Linked DNA regions of Homo sapiens: all the other regions are linked to region 1. Evidence: chromatin loops called from intact Hi-C (ENCODE). Cell type or tissue: B cell. All regions are shown on one strand. Each heading gives the region's core, and the rest is flanking DNA. Links, peaks and the distances in the headings are about the cores only.

The links. A loop is a pair of places that touch in the nucleus more often than their neighbours do. Peaks named below come from ENCODE experiments on the same cell type or tissue, not always from the same donor. Only the 100,000 strongest peaks of a DNase experiment are listed, where the experiment ranks them.
Region 2: a loop joins it to region 1, with 4 times the contacts of the local background. A loop is called at or near these places in 52 of 110 quality-filtered maps.
Region 3: a loop joins it to region 1, with 2.9 times the contacts of the local background. A loop is called at or near these places in 13 of 110 quality-filtered maps.

Annotation. Positions count from the first base shown.
Region 1 is chr1:206,553,241-206,560,336 of GRCh38, reverse strand. The region is part of intron 2 of RASSF5 (Ras association domain family member 5); the gene reads right to left. It overlaps LOC124904494 (a long non-coding RNA gene), which reads right to left and starts at 1,969. Exons shown (of 2, transcript XR_007066831.1): 1 at 23-1,969. RefSeq lists enhancers at 2,477-2,726, 2,352-2,852 and silencers at 2,877-3,216, 3,237-3,306. In B cell, for the core only: no CTCF peak of the experiment used is centred there; DNase peaks (open chromatin) are centred at 2,146 and 3,156; H3K4me3 peaks cover 1,819 bases; H3K27ac peaks cover 2,077 bases.
Region 2 is chr1:206,502,665-206,509,760 of GRCh38, reverse strand. It overlaps RASSF5 (Ras association domain family member 5), which reads right to left and starts at 2,230. Exons shown (of 6, transcript NM_182663.4): 1 at 1,702-2,230. The coding sequence starts at 2,158. It overlaps LOC124904493 (a long non-coding RNA gene), which reads left to right and starts at 2,354. Exons shown (of 2, transcript XR_007066830.1): 1 at 2,354-2,895; 2 at 4,641-6,342. RefSeq lists silencers at 1,825-1,914, 1,955-2,314, 2,565-2,614 and enhancers at 5,212-5,261, 5,292-5,341. In B cell, for the core only: a CTCF peak has its summit at 3,566; DNase peaks (open chromatin) are centred at 2,270 and 2,750; H3K4me3 peaks cover 1,045 bases; H3K27me3 peaks cover 813 bases.
Region 3 is chr1:206,676,307-206,683,402 of GRCh38, reverse strand. LOC124904496 (a long non-coding RNA gene) reads right to left here and starts at 3,562. Exons shown (of 3, transcript XR_007066834.1): 1 at 2,816-3,562; 2 at 1,813-2,228; 3 at 415-496. LOC124904495 (a long non-coding RNA gene) reads left to right here. Exons shown (of 3, transcript XR_007066833.1): 2 at 1-52; 3 at 293-1,263. RefSeq lists a silencer at 2,845-3,139. In B cell, for the core only: no CTCF peak of the experiment used is centred there; DNase peaks (open chromatin) are centred at 3,532 and 4,032; H3K27me3 peaks cover 399 bases.

The sequences.
Region 1 (7,096 bases), core at 2,053-4,552:
CTTGGGAACTCCTGGGACTGACCAGTGGCAACTCCCAGGTGGTGGCATCGCACAGCAGTGAGGCTTCCCTGAAGCTCTGTTCTAGCCAGGCACAAACTGAGCAGCCACACAGGTTGTTCTGACAAGGCTATTTATAGAAGCAAGCTCAGCCCTTCCCAGATGAGGGCCTCAATCTCTCGACGACCGGGAAACACATCAACTCCTTTCCTTGGAGACAGGAAAAAGAAATTCTCTTAGGAGCTCAAGCGTGATCTCTCTTTGGGTAAGAATAAAAGCACTGTAAGAGGTCAGAATGGGGTCAGAATATGGCAGAGCTCTTTAAAACCCTTTCCAGAAGTGATCCAAGGGAGAAAAGAGAGTGGAAAAGTGTCATTGAAGGTAAAAAGGCACCTAGAAGAATGAAAGACTGAAACCTTTGGAGGACGCGTCCCCAGCTCAGCCTGCCTCACCCTCCTCAGTCCACCCCTGCACTTGCTCACCCAGCCCTGCCCCTCCCTGGAGAGTTCTGTGCTGAAGGCCAGCCTCGTGCTGAGGAACACTGTCCCTGACCTGAATATCCAGTCAAGATGCTTCCCGTAAGGATAAGAGGGGCCGTGCCCACCACCCTGAAGCATTTATCCCTGATCACCCTCTCTGGGGTTCAGTAAAAGGAGTTTCTTAGAAGGGATTCCTGTCTTCTGAGGGCTTACAGACTCCAGCAAAATGACACAGGAAGATATACAGAGGCCTCAAGATACAAGGTGGATTCAAGACACAAAGTACAGGAAGTGTTTCTGCAGGGACCAAACCAAAGGTGTATTTTCTGGAGGCAGGTGAGGAAGGAGAACTGGGGGGAAGAAGGGAGAGAGATGGCTGTTCAGGCCATGGAGCAAGCCATCCCCCACACCAACCCCATCCCAGTGTATTTTCTTATAGGATATTTCTATTCCTCCCAAGAAATATCAGAAACGGTTATCTTTTCCACTGCCAAGTAAAAGAAACCCCATCTTTGCAGTGCCTCTTCCTCACCTAATTATGCAAAAATCTCACCCTCTGAAACTGAGGGCTTGCAGCCTAGCTGGCAGTGAGAGGCAGGCACAGCACCTAAACTTTGGTTTAAAAACAGGAACCATTTCCTTCCCAGGCAGCAACAAAACACTCTAGAGAAATAGTTCAAAACCTCAACTGTATATCAGAATTACCTGGGGGGCTTTTCAAAATCCTGATGCCCAGGCTGTACCCCAGGCCATTTAAATCAGGTGCTCTGGGCATGGGAACCAGGTATCACCAGTATTTTCTAAAGCTTCCTGTGAATCCAGTGTGTAGCTAAGATTGATAACCACTGGTCTAAATACCTAGCTAGCTGGAGTATCTGTGGGGATTTGGGGGACTTATACCACGCGGCAAGAACCCCACGGGAGGGTGGGACACCTCCCCTCTGCAGCCACGGTGTTCTGCAGGAGCCCCACCTACAGCCAGGGAAAGGGACGCCTGTCCCTTTGCCCCTCACCCTCTGGAACATCCCCTGCTCTCCAGCCTCATGAGTGGTGCCCTGGAAAACAGGTGCTAGTTACAGGGGCCTATTTTAGTTGACTCCTTCAAACATAAAATCACAATCTCTTCTTTGGTTCTTGGGCCTCTTCTCACAATTGGAAGGTACAGTATATTTGCCTGACTTCAGAATCCAGGAAAGGCAGAGCCTACAGGCAAGATGAATTATTAACAAAGGAGGCCTCAGAGTCAGGCCTGGGGAAGTTTTTGGTTAATTTGAATTGGTGTAGCACTGCTGAATTAATGATGAGCCTGCCACACACCTGCGAAATATAACAGCTCACTTCTGTCTATAAACCAGCCCCTTCTAGGTAACCTCTCTAAGGACCTGGCTTGGAGCCCTCTCATCTAAGTAGCAAAACAAATAAACAAACTCAGCTTTACCTCCACTCCCACCAAGATACTGACAGACACGAGGCCTGCAGCCAACTAGGAGAGTGGCCAGGGCACCCAGGCTTGCTGGGTGTCTAGAGGCGGACACCTTTAGGAAATACAAGTCATGCCATCAGGAAACACACGCAAGCCCCTTCAGGTTACCCAAACCGACCCAGGAAGTTAAAGTGGTAGCATGACAGCAGCCTAGGCCAGAAGTTTTCGTCTGCTTCTAAAAACACCCTGGACTTCTGCAAAGTTGCTGGATTACGACTTAAGGTGGTTTCTGGCCACTTCAAATACGGAAGTCCCAACCGATGAATGTGTGTTTATGAATGTTTATCAACTGATGAATGTTTATCTTATTGTGGGATTGGGTGGCATTCAGTTTCCACCTAGAACTTCTAAGCTAGGATTTGGGGAGGGGGTGCGGTTATGAGACCGTGCACTCAGGCACAGGTGAACCTGCAGCCAATCTACCAGCCAGGGGCAGCCCCCACATTCTGGAGAGCCATTTTGAAGAGATCTGTGGATGGAACCGCTGTGAGGAGGGCTGACCAACTGAATAGTGCAGGTCCCTGAAGGGCTCCAGATACGATGCTCAGCCCTCAGGGCAACTGCCTGGCCACTTTCCTGACATGTGGCTTTGTCCCTTTGCTGGGAGCAAGGTTTCCCTTCTAGATTGACCACAGAGGTTATTTCCCCCCACGAAAGGCTCCTGCATTCCATTATTATGTTTACCTTTGAAAGATGTTTGCTCTGCGCATTTCTGAAAAAGGTAGTCTTAGCAGTGAAGAAGCAGTCTTCCAGTTCCTCGTCCAGGCTGCAGTACCCACTGCTCATGCTGCTGTCCACGGTCATCTACCCCGGAGTTCCCGGCCGAGGCCGCCAGCGCATCAAGGGGGCCGGGCTTGGGATGCGGCGGAGGGAGGTGGGCACCCCTCCCCGGGCTCCGCTTGGCGTAAGCCCCTAGCTCTGAGCCCCGAGCCGGGAGCTGGTCGGGTAGCGGACCAGGCAGAGCCGGCGGGCCGCCTGCGTTTCTTTCAGCGGGGTGCGAGCGCTCGGGCGGCCCGGTAACCTGCTCCTGTCCCCGCGCCGCCTGCGCCTGCAGAGCCCCGGGCGCCCGGCTCGCGCCTCACTCCCTGACTCGTCCGGGCTCTGCGGTTTCGTGTCCCCGGCGCCAGCGCCCTCCCTCCGCCGCCGTGCAGAGCGCCATCTCCGCACCTCCCCCGCCTCCCGCGCCTTTCCTGCCCCTCGCGTAAAGCAGTTCTGAAGCCACTTCCTCTGCAAGGTTCCTCAAAGCCGGCTCGGCTGTCACTGCGCCCCTCCCCCGCCTCCCCGCCGCCTGGGTGCCACCCGCCCCCGGTGGCAAGTGGACTCAGGGAACTGCAGGTCATATAAGGGATGCAGGGAAAGAAGGGACCAGGATGGACCCGAGGGGGAACATTCCCTCTGTTCTTTCTTCATCATGCACTTGCTTCTGGAAAGAGCCCATTCTCATCAGCCCCGGTGACTCAGGTTCCACGGAGTAAAAGGTGCTAGCTATAAGGGCAACACCATCCCTCCTCCCTTCTCCCCCATCCACTTCCTCACCCCCACCCCCTCCCTCCCCCATTCGCTGGGTGGGGGAGCCGGGTCAATCGGAATGGTTAGAGAAGAAAAAAATCAATATCTGCCCTGCCTGGGGAAACAGCAATATTTTAAGTTGGAAATGCCAGAAGAAACTGCAGGGTCACCACAAACACATGCAAATCAGATGCAGAGTTATGGCAACCTAGAGAGCAAGCTGCCTTCCCACCCATAGAACTTGGCCCTCAGGAAGCCTCAGGATACACAGGAGCCTGCAGACACTGTCCAGGTCATCTGTGTATCTTCCGGATAGTCTGAGAAAGAGGGGTCTTGGCCTGATCTTGTCATTCCTAACATTGAGAAGGGCTCATTTATATTTTCCCATCTGACTGGACAAAGGAACACATAGGGCTGAATCCTTCAAAGCAGTTAAGACAATTACCCCACAATAGATCAATAGCAGTTCTAGCTACCATTGTTTGAACAACTCTCTGTGCAAGTGATTTACGTGCACTCTATCATTGACTCATTCCAATAGCCTTGAGACAGAGACTGTGTACAGATGAGAAAAGTAAGGCTCGGAGTCACACAGGTAGAACACGTGTGCTGGGACTCAGCCCTGGTGTGTGCAGCTGCCTACGCCCCAGTCACTGTCATGTACAGACCCTCAGCAATGATGAGGCTATTTGGGTGGGCACTTTGCCATCTTTAAATACAGTGGGGGCTGGAGTCCCGGCAGGGAAACTGCCTTCAGAGGCCTGGCTTTGCTACCATGTTCATGGAGTCTGATGGCTCATGGACCCCGGAGGGCCCTGGACTGTGGCTGAGAGGGGTTATCAGGTCTCTCTCCAAATCTGTGTAGCTTTTCCTACAGTTCTGAAACAATCCAGTCCTGGGGAAACATAAGCTGGGTGGAGGACTAGACTCAGCCCCCCGGACACCAAGCTGCCAACTCCATCTTAAGCTCTGGCTACCTTCATGAGAAACCCTCTCCCTCTCCCACCTAAGCCAAATCCGTCAGTGCTCGGGAAGGTTTCAAACTGCAGCCCAATTTGGCTTCATCCTCCCACACAGTCTTCTTCCCAGAAGCCTGCGAGTGCCTGGCAGGCACAAAAACAAGAGAGCTGAGAGTCAGCACCCCAGCCGGCTGGCCGCCCTCGGTGCAGGAGAACTGTCAATACCAGTAGCTGTCTTCTCTGGCAGGCAGATAAGAGGAGGGAGACGGTCAGCACCCGGGGCTGGGGTGAGCTACCGGGTGTTTGCAGGGGAAGATCTCACATTAATGGGGGTGAAAGTAGGTTCTGGCTTTGTCTGGAGCAATCTTTTTTTCAAATTTTAGAGGCTGTTTGGGGGGTTTCCCCCAGAGAGGTGGTTTCCTGTGATCCTTGGGCCATCAATAACAGCTCACCTGCTTTGTCCAGCCAGCTAAGAAACATGCTTTTCTTCATAAAAAGAACCTCCTTGCTCAGTGGGAATCTAATACTTAAGAAAAAAAAAACAGGCCCCAGATTCTCTGTGGCCACACTGTGTCCTTGGATTCATGCCGGGAAGCTCTGCAATGCAACCTTCACATACAGCTAATAACAACCTATTCAAACACCAAGCCAAGGTACCCCAGGAGTCAGCATGAATCTCTCCTTAGAAGCAGCACACCAGATGCCAGACCTGGTTAGGAAAGTTCTCAGGGACACTGTGTTCTTTTAGGGTACTGCTCCCTGCCATTCCAAACCTTATGAAAATCTGACATCTGAATAGGGTCTTTCAAACCTTTTTAACATCCATTATTTCCCCCAGGCTACTCTTTTATCCTAAGAGCAGGTACTATGCCCATTTTATAGATAAGGAAACTGAGGGAAGTAACTTGTTCCATCACAGCTCATTACTTTCAAAGCCTCTTGACTTCTAGTTAATGTCTCTTTCCCTACCCTGTCCCAGCTGTCAGTGAATCTAGGTTGGGAAGAAAGCCATGTGTAAGAAGTCAGCAAAACAGAGACTGTGCTGGCAGGGACTTTAGGACTAGAAGAAATATACAAAGATCATATATAATATACCAAAGTTGGCCAGCCTCCAGGAGGAAAAATCCAGACTGAAGCCCCAGGGTCTCAAAGGAAGGAAGACAGGACTCCCTGAAGCATCTAATGGCCCTGTCTGAACCTCTGGACCTCTTCCCTATGAATAATCAATAATAGTGATAGCTTGGCCAGGGTAAGAGGGAGGGGGCATGGAAGAGTCTGAGCAAGAGCCTTTAAGGCCCTGAGATGTGATCGCACAAAGGATGGGAACTGGCTATTCTTGTCCCTGGACTTAGGAAGAGGAGGCTGGATCTAAAGCTGTAGCAGCCAGAGCCCTAAATCCATGGCGTCGTGCTGGGGTTCAGAAAGCCCCATTGAAATGATGAATGGGCCACTTTCCTAACTCAAAGTGTTAGATGATGAAAGACATTATTTTAAGCTTTTTTCCTTTCTCAGATACAATCCTGTCATGTGGCCAGATCCTCTTGTAAGATCCACCCTGTAGTTCTGCATGTACCAGAAAAGCTGTGATACAGGACTGGAAGTCAGGAGCTTGTATTCTAGTCCCAGCTCCAACTCCAGCTTGATATGGTATCTTGAGCAACTATGGACATCAGGTTTCCTCAACTATCCAGTTGAAGGGTAGCAGCAGTGGAGATCAGATTTAGGGCCTTATGACCTTATGATCAGATGTAGTGGCATATAGAGAGGCTGAAAACCAGGGCAAGGTGCCACCGCACCCCTGAGACATATTTTGAAATCACCGTTAGCTAGTATGTGCAGGCACTGTACTAATAATTTGTTCATAATTTCATTTAAGCCCTACAACAAACCTATGAGGAAGCTACAGTTATTATCTATATTTTACAGAAAGCAAAAGGAGGTTAAGGCAAGTGAAGTTACTTGCACATATCCACACTGTTAGTTAATGGTGGAGCCAGATATCAATTCCGCTGGGTCTGACTCCAGAACCCAAGTCCTTGAACTCTATACTCTGCGGCCTCATGGTTTACCTCTGTGATTACTCTCATAATAACCACATGCCTGAAATTATAGTCCATTACAAACAAGTTAGGAACCACTTTCTCCATCTGACTATGCCCCCGTCTTCCTTTCAGCTTCCTGGGGTCTTCTCTTCTCCCCCTGTGTACCCCTGCTCTCCTTGGGGGGTAAGTCTCACCTATGCCACTGGTATCAACCACACCTAACAGACTCAGGGCTCATAATTCTTTCTCTCCCAGGTATCTCCAGGTGGGTACCTGTAACAGCTCACTGAGTACCCAGCCCTTCCTATTGGAGTTTCACTCTTAACAGGGTCAAGATTGAGTTTGTTATTCCCTCCCTTGTCCGCTACCTGCTCCTTCTTTTCCTCCCGTAGTATTTCCTGTCTTGATGAGTGCCATTAACTGAGATTAGTGCAAAGCCTTCCAAGAGTTCCCCATGTTTCTATCTCTGCCTCCTCCAAACCCCCTACCTTTTTATTGCCACAGTTACCCTTCTGAGATGAAGATCTGATCATGGTACCATAACAACTTCCATTCAGATTTCAACAAAAAATTATTGAATAATTACTATGTATCAAGTTCTACTTGCTTATTCTTTCTTTCACTTAG
Region 2 (7,096 bases), core at 2,130-4,629, 51 kb after region 1:
AACGCACCATTATCACCAAACCAAAAAAAAAAAAGAAAATCACAAAACTATGTGCAAAATCTTCAACAAGTGATACAGTCCCCCAAAGTCTAACTACAAACTAGAATGCCAACGAAGCAGATTTCCTGGGATTCCAGCTATGATAAAACCCATTTCAGTGAGGCTCCTGCCTCTCTCCCTGTGTGTAGGGTTGTTGGATGCAGTAAGGGAATCTTGAAAGTGCAAAAGCTGCCAACACATCCAAGGATAAGTTGCATTTGATTCTACTGTAGTCAAAGGCATTTACCAAGGGACAGCAGCCCCTCTACCCACAACATGTACCTCTACAAACCTTTACTCCTTCCTTCTTAATTAGCACCTGAACTGGGGGTTCTGGTGGAGGAAAGAGCAGCACCCACTTGCCCTTCCAATCTTTCCCTTCCACTTGACCCAGGCTTAGTGTCTGAGTTCTATTTCCCTGCAGCCAGCTGCAGCGGGCAGCACATTGAACAGCCTCCGCTGCAGACTGCAGGCAGAAAAAGGGTAGGGTTTTCCTGATGTGGAAATCACTGCTGCTGTCCAACGCTGCAGTTGGATGGGAGACGTGAGGCTGCTGCCATAGGGGAAGGGCCTTTGCTGAAAGATGCAAACCACAATCCATTTCCAGAGATGCTTGTTAGAGGCTGTGCCATTGTCTGTGCTTTGGGCTTCAGATATTTGAAATATCCATGTAAACACATGAACACATGGCTGTGGATATCCTCTGATAAACACGCAAGAGCAAATGCCGGGGTGGGGGTGGAGGGTGGACACCTATTAAAGGCATACACACCCCTAACTGTAGGAGGAGAAAAATAATAAACCCCCAAGGAGACTGAAGATTGGCTCAGAAAATCTATACACTGGGGGCCCAGTGTTTTCTGGCTTTGAGAAGCGCCTGGCTCAGGAGGTGACTGGAGGGGCCTGAGGGCTGTGGAGAGGAAGGGACCCTGTCAGGAGCTGAGTAATGTTAGAGCATGACGACTAGGGCAGGAACCCAGGAGGAGGAAGGGGAGGAGGCAGGGCACAGCCAAACATTGGAGCAGAGTCCAAAGGTTTGAGGGGCCAGAGGTGAAAGGCAGGAGGGGGCACGGGTTCAGGGTGACTTCAGGCTCTCTTCAGCCTCACAGCCTGCCTTTATCCAAAATCTAACAAGGTCTCCTCCCTGTCCCAATACGTCCCCCTGGAGGAGAGGTCTGAGCCTGTACCATGGGCGGACAAACAAGCGTTTTGTCAGTAACCCTAATAAGCAAGGGTCAAACGGTCATCTCAACAGCAGTCTCACAACCCACTCCCAAGAACTCACAACAAAACCATGAGGGTGCACAGGGAGATGACAGAGGCCGCCGAGGCCATCACCCACCCACCCCCCACAACCTGTGTGCGAGTGTGTGTGTGTGTGTGTGTGTGTGTGTGTGTGGAGGGCCAAGGCACGCACCTGTCAGGAGACAGGTATCTGTTAACTACCGCATAACCATACCTAGGTAGTGGGCAGGCACTAAAGGATACCGGGCAGGGAACTAAGGAGCGGACTGTCCCCAGGGGTTGTTATCTCCTTATGTTCGGGGCTCCCCTGGAGCCAAAGAGTGTAATGGCCCCTCTCTCCCTGCCCCAGGGCCCTCCCAGTCCTTCGCCCCCAGACTGCGGTCTCCCCGCACGCCCCTCCCCTGCCTTCACACTTACTAGTGCAGCGCAGCGCCTGCCGCAGCACCTCTCGTCCGCACAGGTCACACCAGCCGGGGCCGCCCGGCAGCACCAACTCGGCGAAGCAGTGCCCCTCGCCTCGCTCCGCCGGGACTCTGGGATCCTGCGGCTGCTCGAAGATGCTCCGCACGTCGCGGGGTCGGGGCGCTCCAGGCCGCCGCCGCAGTCTCTGCTGCAGACCAGGCCGGAGCGGGCGAGCGGGTCGGGAGGCCCGGGGCGGGGGCTCCAGGTTCCCCCGGGCAGCCCTCCGGGCGCTGCGCCCCTCGCGCGCCCCGGGCGCAGTGGAGAGGGGCGCCGGGACACAGAGGCGCGAGGACCGGTCGGGGGGCGGCGGCGGTAGCTCGGGGCCGCTCAGGCTCTGTAGATAGCGCGGCGGCTCGGGGTCCAATAGTAGCGGGTACGGGCGCTGCCCGATGGCCGGGGACGCCATGGCCATGCCCGGCTAGTGGCGGCAGCTTTGGCAGCGGCGGCTTTGGCGACTGCGCTACTCCCGAGCCAGCCCCGAGAGAAGGGGCCGCCCCACACCAGCGCGCCTTTAAAGGAACCGCAGCCTGCTGGGCGGGGCGGGGGCGGGGAGAGTCGGAGTGGCAGGAAGGACGACCCAAGAGAACCGCCGACGGACCGAAGGGGGTAGGGTCCGTGCCAGGCGACGTCTGCGCGAGTGTGGATTTGGGGGCGTCTTCACCTGGAGCAGCTGCAGGATTCCGCAGAGGAGCGCCTCTGTACAGTACAGCTCAGAGGGCGCATTTCTGCGGGGGGCCCTAGGCCTTCAGCCCTGCCTCTTTCCCTTGCCAATCACTTTCCCCAACACCAGGTTCACCCCCGACCCGCACCCTCACGCGCCCCGGGAGGGAGCAGGTCGGAGGGAAAAGCTTGGGAACTGGCTCGATGGGGTCTGAGTAGGGCCCCTCCGTCTAGGCGTCCGCTCGCCACTCTCCCGCTGATGGTGCCGACAGGAGGGCCGTGCTCCTTGGCCCTTCCTCTCTCCGGCTTGTCGCCGCCCGCCGCCCCCTCTAGAGCGGAGCTCGACGCGGGTCCGGAATGCCCCGCGCGCGCTCCCGCAGCCGCGCTTTGTCCCGTGGGTGACCGCCGGATGCCTCCAAGGGCTGGCAGAGCTGTCCGCGTGCGACTTTCGCTCTGGTTGGATTTCCCCTTCCTTCGCAGCCCTGCCGGGTAGGGTATTCCTCTTTCCTGGAAGACTGGTGGGGGGTGGAGGGGAGTTGGGGGGGCTCCATTGAGAGAACGCTCCCTCGCCCCAAGGGTTGGGGGAGCTTTTCTTCCTTAGCCAACCCTCCGTTCCCCAGAGCTGCTCTAGTAATTACTGTGGAGATACCAGTTCCCCTAAATGCCCTAAGTGGAACCTGGTATGGATGGTTCACTCATGGGACCCAAAGAGAGATCTCCTTTCTCCCGGCACTTTCCCCCGTGAAGGCTTGCTTCAAGCCTTCATGGACCCTTGTCTGGTTTAACGCTCTGCGGTCACCATCTTGAAAGTCTTACTTTTTGAACAAAGGGCCAGGCGTTTTCTTTTTGCACTGGTTCCCACAAATTATGTAGTTGTTCCTGACAGGCACCTTTGCCCATGGAAACAGGCCCATCTTATGGATAAGGAGGACTCCTGGATCTCTGAACCTGGGCCTGGGCCCTGGCCCTCTCTAGCCCCAGTATTGTTAACTGTACATTGGGCTGGAGGTGGGGAGACAGGTGGTTGTTAACGTGGCACTCTCCAGCTCCGTCATTATGACTCAGTGATCACAGCTTTCCTCTTAAAACACAGGTTCGGTTTGGTCCGTCTAGCGGTGGTCATTTTTTAGAAGAATAGTCTAAATTCTTCTGGACCTGGTCTCTCCCTTCTCTTCCCAGGCCAGAGATGGGTCTCCCCCTAGTGCTTCGTAGGGGAATCTTCACTTTTGCTTTTTGTTTTTCCCTTGGAGGTAATTTTTAGGTAATTCCTAAGATTTCCAGAGTCCAGTGGCCAGGGAATTCCCAGCCAGCTTTGCTCCATGGCTTCTCCCTCACGGTAATCATAGTCCTCTGCCTCCCAAATCTGTAGCAGAAGAGAGGTTCCTGGGGCTCTGGGGGCTCACCAGAGGCGGGAGCTCACCCTATGAGGTGGTTTCTGAGGAATGACCCATGGGACAGTCAACCCCACAGTGCTACCAAACAGAGGAGCTCCGATGAGGGGTGTAAGCCACAGGCCACCGCCTCTGCCCCACCCCTCCTCTACCTTTCCTCTTCCCTCTCCTAACCTTGCTTTTGCTACATCAGTGGTTTTCAAACCTTGGTATGCATCACAGTCATCTGGAGGGCTTGTTAAGATTATTGGGCTTCATCCCCAAAGTTTCAGAATCTATAGGTCTGGGGCTGGGGTTTGAGATGGCTCATTTTGAGCAAGTTCCCAGGTGTTGATGCTATTGATCCAGGGACCCAACTTGGAAAACCATTGCTCTAGGTCTGAGGTGGTGATTCTGAGAATGGGCTTCTCTGTTCCTTCTCCCCAGGACAAGTGTACTTCAGTGGACCTGACAGATAAAAGCCCAATGAGGGCTATTCCTGAATACTTTCTGCTGAAGGTGTAAAAGGGAAAATACAATTTGCCCTTGTGGTCTCTTATTTTAATCTCCCACTTTTTCTGCAAGCAGTTCTCTTGGGGTTGTTGCAGAAATCTGTATTCCATATAAATATTTGCTGTGTCCACACTCTGTTACCCATCTCCACACACTTGAGACTCATCCCCTTCCTGGAGTGCAGTGGGTGGGTGAGGTCCTGGGCATGGAAACAGCTTGAGCTCTGAGTGACAGCCTGGTGGGGCAAGAAGCAGCAGGGATCTGACAACAAGTGCATCCCTGGAAGATCGGCTTTGAAAAGCCATTTGTGAAATAATTGCTAACAGTCTCCATCTCTGTCCTTCCCTGCAGCCTCAAAGCATGGTTTGGGCAGCCCAGCCCAGATTTCCTGGATAGAGAGACTCATGAGGAGGAGCGTCATCTCTGGCCACGGGAAACTGAGGGCTATCTGAAACCATCAGGCATAAAACTCTTCCCCAGTTGTCTGGGCTGTACAGAAAAATGCTCTAGTTTTTGTTTTCCTCCTGCAGCTCTGATTTGGTGGAGTGGCAGTGGCTGCTCTTAGCATGAATGTGGGAGGAGATTGTGCAGGGCCAGAGCCCTATATTTGGCTTCTGGGGTGGGAAAAGAGATGAAAATGGAGATATTAATCATATAACTCCATGTAACCAATCAAAAAATTTATCATAAAGTTTATCTTAAAGTTCATCTCCTTGAGCCAAGAAATTAGAGTTGGGGCGGGCAGTTGCCCTTCTTAACCTCAATGTGAGGCTCCCTGGCTGGGGCATGTCTCCTCTGATGCCAGTTTTCCCAGCCCAGTCCCCTTCTTCCTTGAAATAGCATTTCCCCACCAACCCACGACACACACATAGACTTCTTTCTTGCTCCCATGCACACACACACACACACACACACACACACACACCCCACATGAACAGCAGAGTATTCCTTCTTCCCCAGGGAAGAAGTGCTAAAGAAACTCTAGTCTCATTATAAGCTCAGGACATTGCTGGGGTAGTGTCAGATGCCTGGACTTTAACATTTTTTTTGATCTGTCTGGTCATCCAGGCTACAAGGGTAAGACCGCAGCATCCGCTGAAACACCTCCACTGGGAGATCTTTCCCCTTGTTAGTAGATCCTCTTGGCTCAGACCCATTGACTTTTTTCTGTTTGTGACTCACTCCCAGCAGAGTGGGTGTGCTGCTTTTATTTTTGACCAAGGGGAAGGATTATGACAGTGAGTTTAGAGTGTGTGGTCAGGGTGTGAGATCACTTCAGAGGTGGTCCCAGAGCGTGCTGGTTTTCCCATTGGGTGAGTTGTTTAACTGCTGCCGCCCAGCCTCCCTCCCCAAGTTCCCTAGTAAGAAGGAAAACGGAAGGACAGAACATGGCCTGACTTCCTGAAGGGGACATTTTTGGTTTTGTTTGACTTTGAGGCGTCTGAAGTCGCCTGAAATCCCCGAAGCTTTCAGGGAACTCCCAGGGATTCTGACAGTTGCACAACTGTCTACATGGAATCACTGTAAGAGTCAGGACAAGTTAGGTTATGCTGTAGTAATAAGCTCCACAGCTGAGTGCCCTGAAATAACAGACTCCTTTCTCGCTCACATTACATGCCTTTTGCAGGTTGGCAGGTGCTCTCTTCTCATCAGACTCACCATGTCTAATATTGCCAGTCACTGTGCCAAAGGGAGATTGAGAGAGCCTGGAGGATCCCACATCAGCATTTAAAAGCTCCAGTCACTTTTGCTCACAGCTTATTGGCCAGAACTAGTCATATGACCCCACTCTACAAACAGGAGCAGATGTAAAATTCTACCTTGTGCTCAGAAGGGGAAAGGGCTGGAAATATTTGGCAATCAGCGCTAATGGCCAGTGCAATCTTCAAGGGCATAGAGCAGTTATTCATTCATTTAATGAGTAATTCTCTGATATCCACTATGTATCAAGCACTGTTCTAGGCACTAAAGGTACAACAGTGAAATGGATATGTTCATGAAGCTTGCATTTAGTGAAAGAGCCAGACAATAAACAGACACAAGAGTAATATGATATCAGGTTGTAAGCACTTTGATGAAAAATCAAGCACATTAAGGGGATGAAGGTGATAGAGGCTACTCTATTAGATTGAGTAGTCAGGAAAGACCTTTCTGAGGAGCAGACATTTAAGCAGATCTGAATGAAGCAAGCCCTTTGTCAATCTGGACAAGAGTGTCCCAGACTAAGAGAACAACAGGCACAACAGCCCCAAAAACTTTTCAAGCTTTATGAACCTGAGTTTGTTCAAAATGCCTATTCTGGGACCTGACCCTCTGATTCAGTATGTCTGGATTTTGGCCGGGATTTTGCAAGAGACTTTGATTCAGATGGCTCACAGACTACACTTTAAAAATGGGGTTACAGCAGTAAATAGTTAAAATGGTGTGACCCCCTCCACAGACATTTGGAAAAAAATGCCCTTATCTTGGTTAGCTATGAAACACAGGTCTCCAGTGCTGCTTCCTTTCCTTCTTGGGCAGCATGTTGCATGCAGAGCTCAGCTTTCCAAAGAAGTGAGTGCTGCTTGCAATGTGTGATGGGGGTCAGTAATATTTTACATTACTAGACTGAGAGCAGGGACCATGACAAAATGTTGTTGGAGGATCAAAATGTGTTTGTGAGAGAAATCCCTTGTAAAGTGCCATAAGTTACATGTATCTGCTCAAGAAACATACATTGAGCATCTATTATGCGGCAGGCACTTTTGGCTTGAATGATTTCATCTTCATGGCAACTCTGTGAAATGGCTGGCATTCCTGTTTTACAG
Region 3 (7,096 bases), core at 2,206-4,705, 120 kb before region 1:
CTTCTGTCTACAGCAGCCAGCAGCTTCCTCCCGAGTCTACAGGATAGATACGGTTAGACAGCTCCCCAGATGCCCCTGACTCTTCAAAGACAAAGACACTATCTAAGGCCACGGGGATAGGAAAACATCTTCACTCCACTACTTCTATAGCACTGCTATCACCTCCCCGAAGCACACACAGGAGATGCCCAAGGACAAGAGGAACGCAGGGGTGGGAAGGTGGAAGGCTCCAACTGCTCAGGCTCTGGTGGGGCTGCTCTGGAGTCTGAGTTGGTCTTTTTTTTCTTTGCAGAGTCACTGGAAGCTCCCTATGGCTTGGTGTTGAGGTATCACCTGCTTTTCTCCACAAAGCTAGAAAGAGAATAACTTCCTTCTGCCTTTTCAGAGGCAGCAAGGCACAGTGGTAAGATGACAGGATCTAGAGACAAATGAGCTGAAGCCAAGACTGTCCTCCAACTGGGTTACCTTGAGCAAGACATGTAACATCTCTCAGCATCTGAAAAAGAAAAGAAAAAAACAACAAAATCTACTTTCGGGGCTGAGAGAGAATAAAATGAAATAGTAATTATGAGAACACATCCTAAAGCATAAACTATACATTATCATGAAATATTAAATATCACCATTATTTAGACATTGCTGGCTTGCTCCTCTGCTCTGTGCTCATGGCCTACGGATCTATTCCTGATATCAAAGCTGCTTTCCTACCTAGCTGGAGCTCCAGGGAGATGGTGAGGCCCAATGATCTAGGAATAACAGGACAACTGAATTCCCACCTGAGAGTCCTCCCGGAGCTGCAAGAGCCAAATAGGCCTAGGGGGCACACAGGGACTCTGAGGGTACATACATAGTGGATAGAGATTATATGAACTGCACACACAGCACCAGAAAACACACACATATATGAACACAACACATGAGCACAATGTGCCATGTAACAGAATAAACGCCTAGTGGATGAATAATTGAGGAGTAAGATGTGCTAAATGCAGAAGCACTGGCCAAGAGATCCTGAGTCTTAAGTTCCATTCTGATACTGACTCGCTATGTAACCTCATGAGAGCCCCTTGCTCTCTCAGTTCCTTCCTTCTCATCTGCAAAATAGTGACAATAACATCTGCCTTGCCTACTTTGTAGGGCTTGTGCAAGGATAAAATAAAAACTTTCCTACAGGAAGCAGTCCAAAGTCCTATTTGTGTAACACCAGGCTCTTAGCCATCTGTAATGAACTACTTAATAAACAGTTTTTATGGATGTGTAAAAGCGCTTTAAAACTTGAAAGTCTATGCAAATAGAAAGTACTATTTTTATCTACTATTAACATGCAAACACATATGCCATGCAATATAGTACACACAAAGACAATTTAAGGACCTCAGGTACATAGAAATGGATTAATTATAATCCTTGATTCATGACACACTCTCGTCATTGGATCATTGATCCATGCAGCTCCACTTTTATTGTTAGTTAATAATTATTTTTAATAATGCAGTAAGCACCTGTGAATCCACTACCCAAAATAAAAACTAGAACTTCGACAATAATTTACATCTAACTAGATGATTCCTCCACACACACTCCCCCAACCCCTCCATTTTCATGGCCCAAGACCCCATCATCCTGAGTCCTATGTTCACCTTTCCCTTGCTTTCCTTTTTATATAGTTTTGTTTCATGAAGGCATGTTCAAAGGTATCATAAAAGATGAAACTCAAATCACCTTAAAAGGGAGGTGGCCAAGGGTGATGTTAGCAGCAAGACCAGGTTAAAATAAGAAAATGCCTTGTCACAGTTTCAAAGTATTCCTCACCTTCTCATGATGATGGTGATGATGATGTTGATGATGATGATGATGATGACGATGACAATGTTTTTTGAGTGCTTCCTGAGTGCCCAACACTGTGCTCAACCCTCTACCTGCATTGTCTCATTTAAATCTCATGATGATCCGTGGCTGAGATTGCTAGTTGGGTGGGCTAACACCTTTTTTTCCTCTCTTTGATAGTAAAGAGCACCCCATATTTAGCTAAGCACAAGACTGCCTGGAATAAAAATTACATTTCCCACTTGAGCAGCCTCCACTATAGCCGGTTACATTCATAAGATTAAGTTATAACCAATGACTTGTAAGTGGAAGTGGTTTATGGAAAGAAGTATGTCCTTCTTCTTCTCCTTCTCTTTTTTCTTTCCTGCTGACTGGAATAAAAATTTCACAGCTGTAGCCATCTTGGATGGTGAATTGGAGGTTACAGGTTGAGGAAGACAGAACAAAAGGACAGAAAGAGTCTGTATACTGGTGAACCTGGATCCATCATATCAGCAATGAGCCACCTACCCAGACTTTTATATGAAAGAACAATAAATGGCCTTCTTGTTGAAGTGACTGATGGTCTAGGTTTTCTATCATTCACAGCCAAACCTTATCCTACTCTTACACAGCCCTATGAGGTCTGTACTGTTATCCTCACTTATCTGTTGTATAAACAAGAAAACTGAGTCCCAGAGAAATTAAATAACTTTCTCAGAGTCATTCCACTAGCGAAGGACAGGACCCAAATCTTTCTGACCCAAAGTCCATGCTCATGGTCCTTACTATAGATCCTGAGCAGACATATACTCACATATCCTTCTTAATGTCAGAAATATGATATCTGCTATTTCTGGGCAGGAATTGCCTGAAGAGGTATGGGCTATTCTTTCCATTTTAGAGCAACATAAATTTTCCACACCTCAATTTCCTTCCATCTTGGCCTAATCTGTTACAGAATATAGGTCTATGTTAATTTGCATGACTGGGTTATATGATAGGATACATTGTGACAATCTTTTTCTTCAAGATTCCCCCACACAGCCTTCACACCATCATGGAGTAAAAGTTTCCTGTTTTACTATGACGTGGCATTATGAATGAGTGACAGAGGGTGGAAATTTATGGAGGTGGATCTCTTGGAAATTTTCAGCTAACACTCTCTTGATGAGTGAGGATCATCCACAGGCTGGCGGATCTGCGCATGAACACAGATAAAGCAGCCTTTGTATCCACTGCTAGTACCGCAAACAAAATATTGCAAGAAGGAGCATGATTTACAGAAGAAGCTCTGTCCACTAAAAACCCACTCTTGGAAAGAAAAATGGCTTAGAGCCAGAGAGAAATAGTCTTCATGTCATAGGCTAGTATTTCTGTGATAAAATGAGAAATTCCCCCAAAGCAAAAGTGACAGATATATATACATAAGACTCAGTCACAAAAATTTCTGACCCAGAAAATGACCTCAAAATATTGGTCAGGATGGCCTCTATCATCCCTTCTATCTTAGCTCTTTCTGAAGGTGTTAACGGCTGCCTCACAGAAAGGAATTCTACCCATAGCAAGTGCCATTGGTAATGCCCTAGTTAAGACATCCCAGAGGGGAAAAATCCTTCCCCCACCCACGGTGCCCTTGGTGCCCTCCGTGCCCTCATCTGCACTTCATCCTTTGATAGTTTAATGCCACGGCAGGGAACAGCTGGGGCAGTGGCAAAGAATGCGAATAGAAAGAGAAAGAAGGAAGTACCCAAAGGGGAACAGAAACTTCACCTCTGCACATCAACAGACATAATATGGTCCAAAGGGACTACAAATGAGAGTAATTAGGACTACAGTATGCCTAATTCTTTTTTTTTTTTTTTTTTGAGATGGAGTCTTGCTTTGTTGCCCAGGCTGGAGTGCAATGACACGATCTTGGCTCACTGCAACCTCCGTCTCCCGAGTTCAAGCAATTCTCCTGGCTCAGCCTCCCGAGTAGCTGGGATTACAGGCAACTGCCACTACACCTGGCTAATTTTTGTATTTTTAGTAGAGACGGGGTTTCACCATGTTGATCAGGCTGTTCTCGAACTCCTGACCTCAGGTGATCCGCCCGCCTTGGTCTCCTAAAGTGCTGGGATTACAGGCGTGAGCCACCACACCTGGCCAGGATGTCTAATGCTAAATCCACAGTTTACAATGGGAAATGTAGGGAAGAGAGGCAAATATCCACCTGTATTCAAGAAGGCTTCCAAGGCTGTTGTCCTTGTATTAAAAGCATTGCCCTCCAACCTAGCTTATATCTGGCATATCAGTTGCTACTTAGATGAGTAACAGCCTGGACAATGATTGGGAAAGGAGGAGAGGAAAGGGGGAACTATCTAGGAACACAATCAAGGTGGGTCAACCAAAAGGATCATCAGGTTCTTACCTGGTGACCTGGTGATGCCTGGATTTTTCTCCCTTGCTTAAGATAAGTAAATGGAAGTGGAAGGGTAGAAAAGGTAGGGGAGAGACATACACATGTATATGTGGAATGGGTAGAGATTTCCTAAGGGTATAATGATCCATAGCTTCACATGAGAACTTAACTTTGAGGCAGTAGAGCATGGTGGAATCAAATCCTGGGTTCTAATCCCACCTCATTATTCACTACTATACTTAACTGCACTTCATTGTACTGTTTGTATAATGAAGGATGGAATAATATTCCCTAGATTAAATACAGGAGTAACATTTTCAATGGTTTCTGGCACATAGTACTTGGCCTCTATAAATGTGAGCAGTTACTATGCAGCAGGTACTTTCATACTAACCATCTCATTCAATCTTCTCAACAATGCTCTAAGTAGTAGTATTTCCGGTATTTTGATCAGTGAAAACGTGGCTCAGAAAGGTTAAATAACAGCCAGTCATCACACAACTAGATGGGGAAGATCTGTTTCCACATGTGTCAAAGCCTATGTTCCTAAATGCTCTTAAAAGTGGTCCAGCTAGCTGACACCTGCCAGGCCGACCTGGGGAAGCCATCCCAGCCTGTGTGCATGGCTCAGGAGAAGGAGACAGTCTGCAACTGCAACTTACTCAGAACTTCCAGAGACTGTCCCTACCACTAAGACAGACAGTTAAAGGCAATGAATAGAGTCATTTGAGCATTAATGGGTTTGGAATCTTAGCATTTGTAAACTTTTGAGGAAGTACCTAAATATTTGAGGTATATGTGAGATAATTTATGTAGCATACGTGTATTGTATATACATATATACACACACACTATATATACACACACTATATATATATACACACTATATATACACTTATATATATATATACACTATATATATATATATATACACACTATATTTTGTTTTGTTTTTGTTCATTCCATGACAGATCGAAGTAGGACCTAATTTTTCCTCCCACATTGCTTATGAAGTGGTGAAAACTACAACATTGTAGAGACAAAAGGGACATGTACAGATCAATCTGTCCCTTTCCTCCAAAGACCACCTCTACACCATCATATAGACAGGTAGGTGTGTGACTTTAAAAACTAGGCTCTTAACCCAGGTGCAGTGGCTCACGCCTGTAATCTCAGCACTTTGGGAGGCTGAGGCAGGTGGACCACTTGAGATCAGGAGTTTGAGGCCAGCATGGCCAACATGGCAAAAAAACTGTCTCTACAAAACATACAAAAATTAGCTGGGCGTGGTGGTGTGTGCCTGTAGTCTCAACTACTAGGGAGGCTGAGGCAGGAGAAATCACTTGAACCCAGGAGACGGAGGTTGCAGTGAGTGGAGATCACACCATTGCACTTCAGCCCTGGCGACAGAGTGAGACTCCATCTCAAAGAAAAAAAAAAGAAAAAGACAAACTAGGCTCTCAGAACTTCTGGTGCACATTTATTGTACCACGAGAGTGTACACTGGGTGCAGTGGCTCATGCCTATTATCTCAGCACTTTGGGAGGCCAAGGCAAGAGGATCACTTGAGACCAGGAGTTCAAGACCAGTCTGGGCAAAAAAGCAAGACCTTGTTTCTACAAAAAAAAAAAAAATAGCTGGGGATGGTGGCAGGAGCCTGTAGTCCCAGCTACTCAGGTGGCTGAGGTGGGAGGATTGCTTGAGCCTAAAAGGTTGAGGCTGCAGGGAATTGTGATGGCTTCATGATTGTCCCACTTAATGGACAACAGGAGCCCTCCTGACCCAGGGAGGTCAACAGGGGCAGGCCCTCTGTGCTATTTGGTTAGCCTTGTATTTGGGAGCTGACAGGGAGGGAATGGGGCAGTGCCAGCACCATGGGTACCCAAGATTCTCCTAGATGAATGCCAGACACTACTTCCATATTGTGTAATACACAGCAGGCATTGTGCATTGATCTTAGTACTTTTGTTTCTTTTTTTGAGACTGAGTCTTGCTCTGTTGCCCAGGCTGGAGTGCAGTGGCATGATCTCAGCTCACTGCAACTTCCGCCTCCCGGGTTCAAGCGATTCTCTATCTTGTGCCTCAGCCTCCCAAGTAACTGGGATTACAGGCGCATGCAACCACACCAGGCTAATTTTTGTATCTTTAGTACAGACAGGGTTTCACCACGTTGGCCAGGCTGGTCTCAAATTCCTGACCTCAAATGATCTGCCTGCCTTGGCCTCCCAAAATGCTGGGATTACAGGCATGAGACACCATGCCCAGCCACACTTTGTTTCTTTAAAAACATTTCTCTCCTTTGTATTCTAAATTCTTATACTTATAAACTGTATTGAAGTTTGCACAACACTTTCACATACATTACCAATAGCTCCCTATTGACCAGAGTCCAAAGCCTGAGAGGAATTTCTAGCCCTTAAATCTGCCTCTAGCCTTACAACTTGACACCCTCCCCTACAAACCCTATCTTCTTGCTGGTGCTAACCACCTGCTGCCTCTAAACAGGCCATGCAGTTTCTTGTCTCTCTCCGTTCCTTTTTTCGTTAAGCCTTTCTCCTATGTGGTTTTCCTCCTCCACCTGGAGAATTCTTGCCCATGCTTAGAGGCCCAGGTCAAATGTCACCATCTAGATGAGGGCTTCCTGCATATATCTCTCCCATTTATGAGCCCCAGGGCACCATGCTTAAACCTTCTCAAGGCTATCCCCATTGGAATGGCTATTACTAAAATAAAAACAAACCCAGAAAATAAGTGTTAGCTAAAATGTGGAGAAATTGGAACTCTCGTGCACTGCCAGTGAGAATGCAAAATGGTGCAGCTGTTGTGGAAATAGTATGGCAGGTCCTCAAAAAATTAAACATAGAATTACCATATGATTTAGCAATT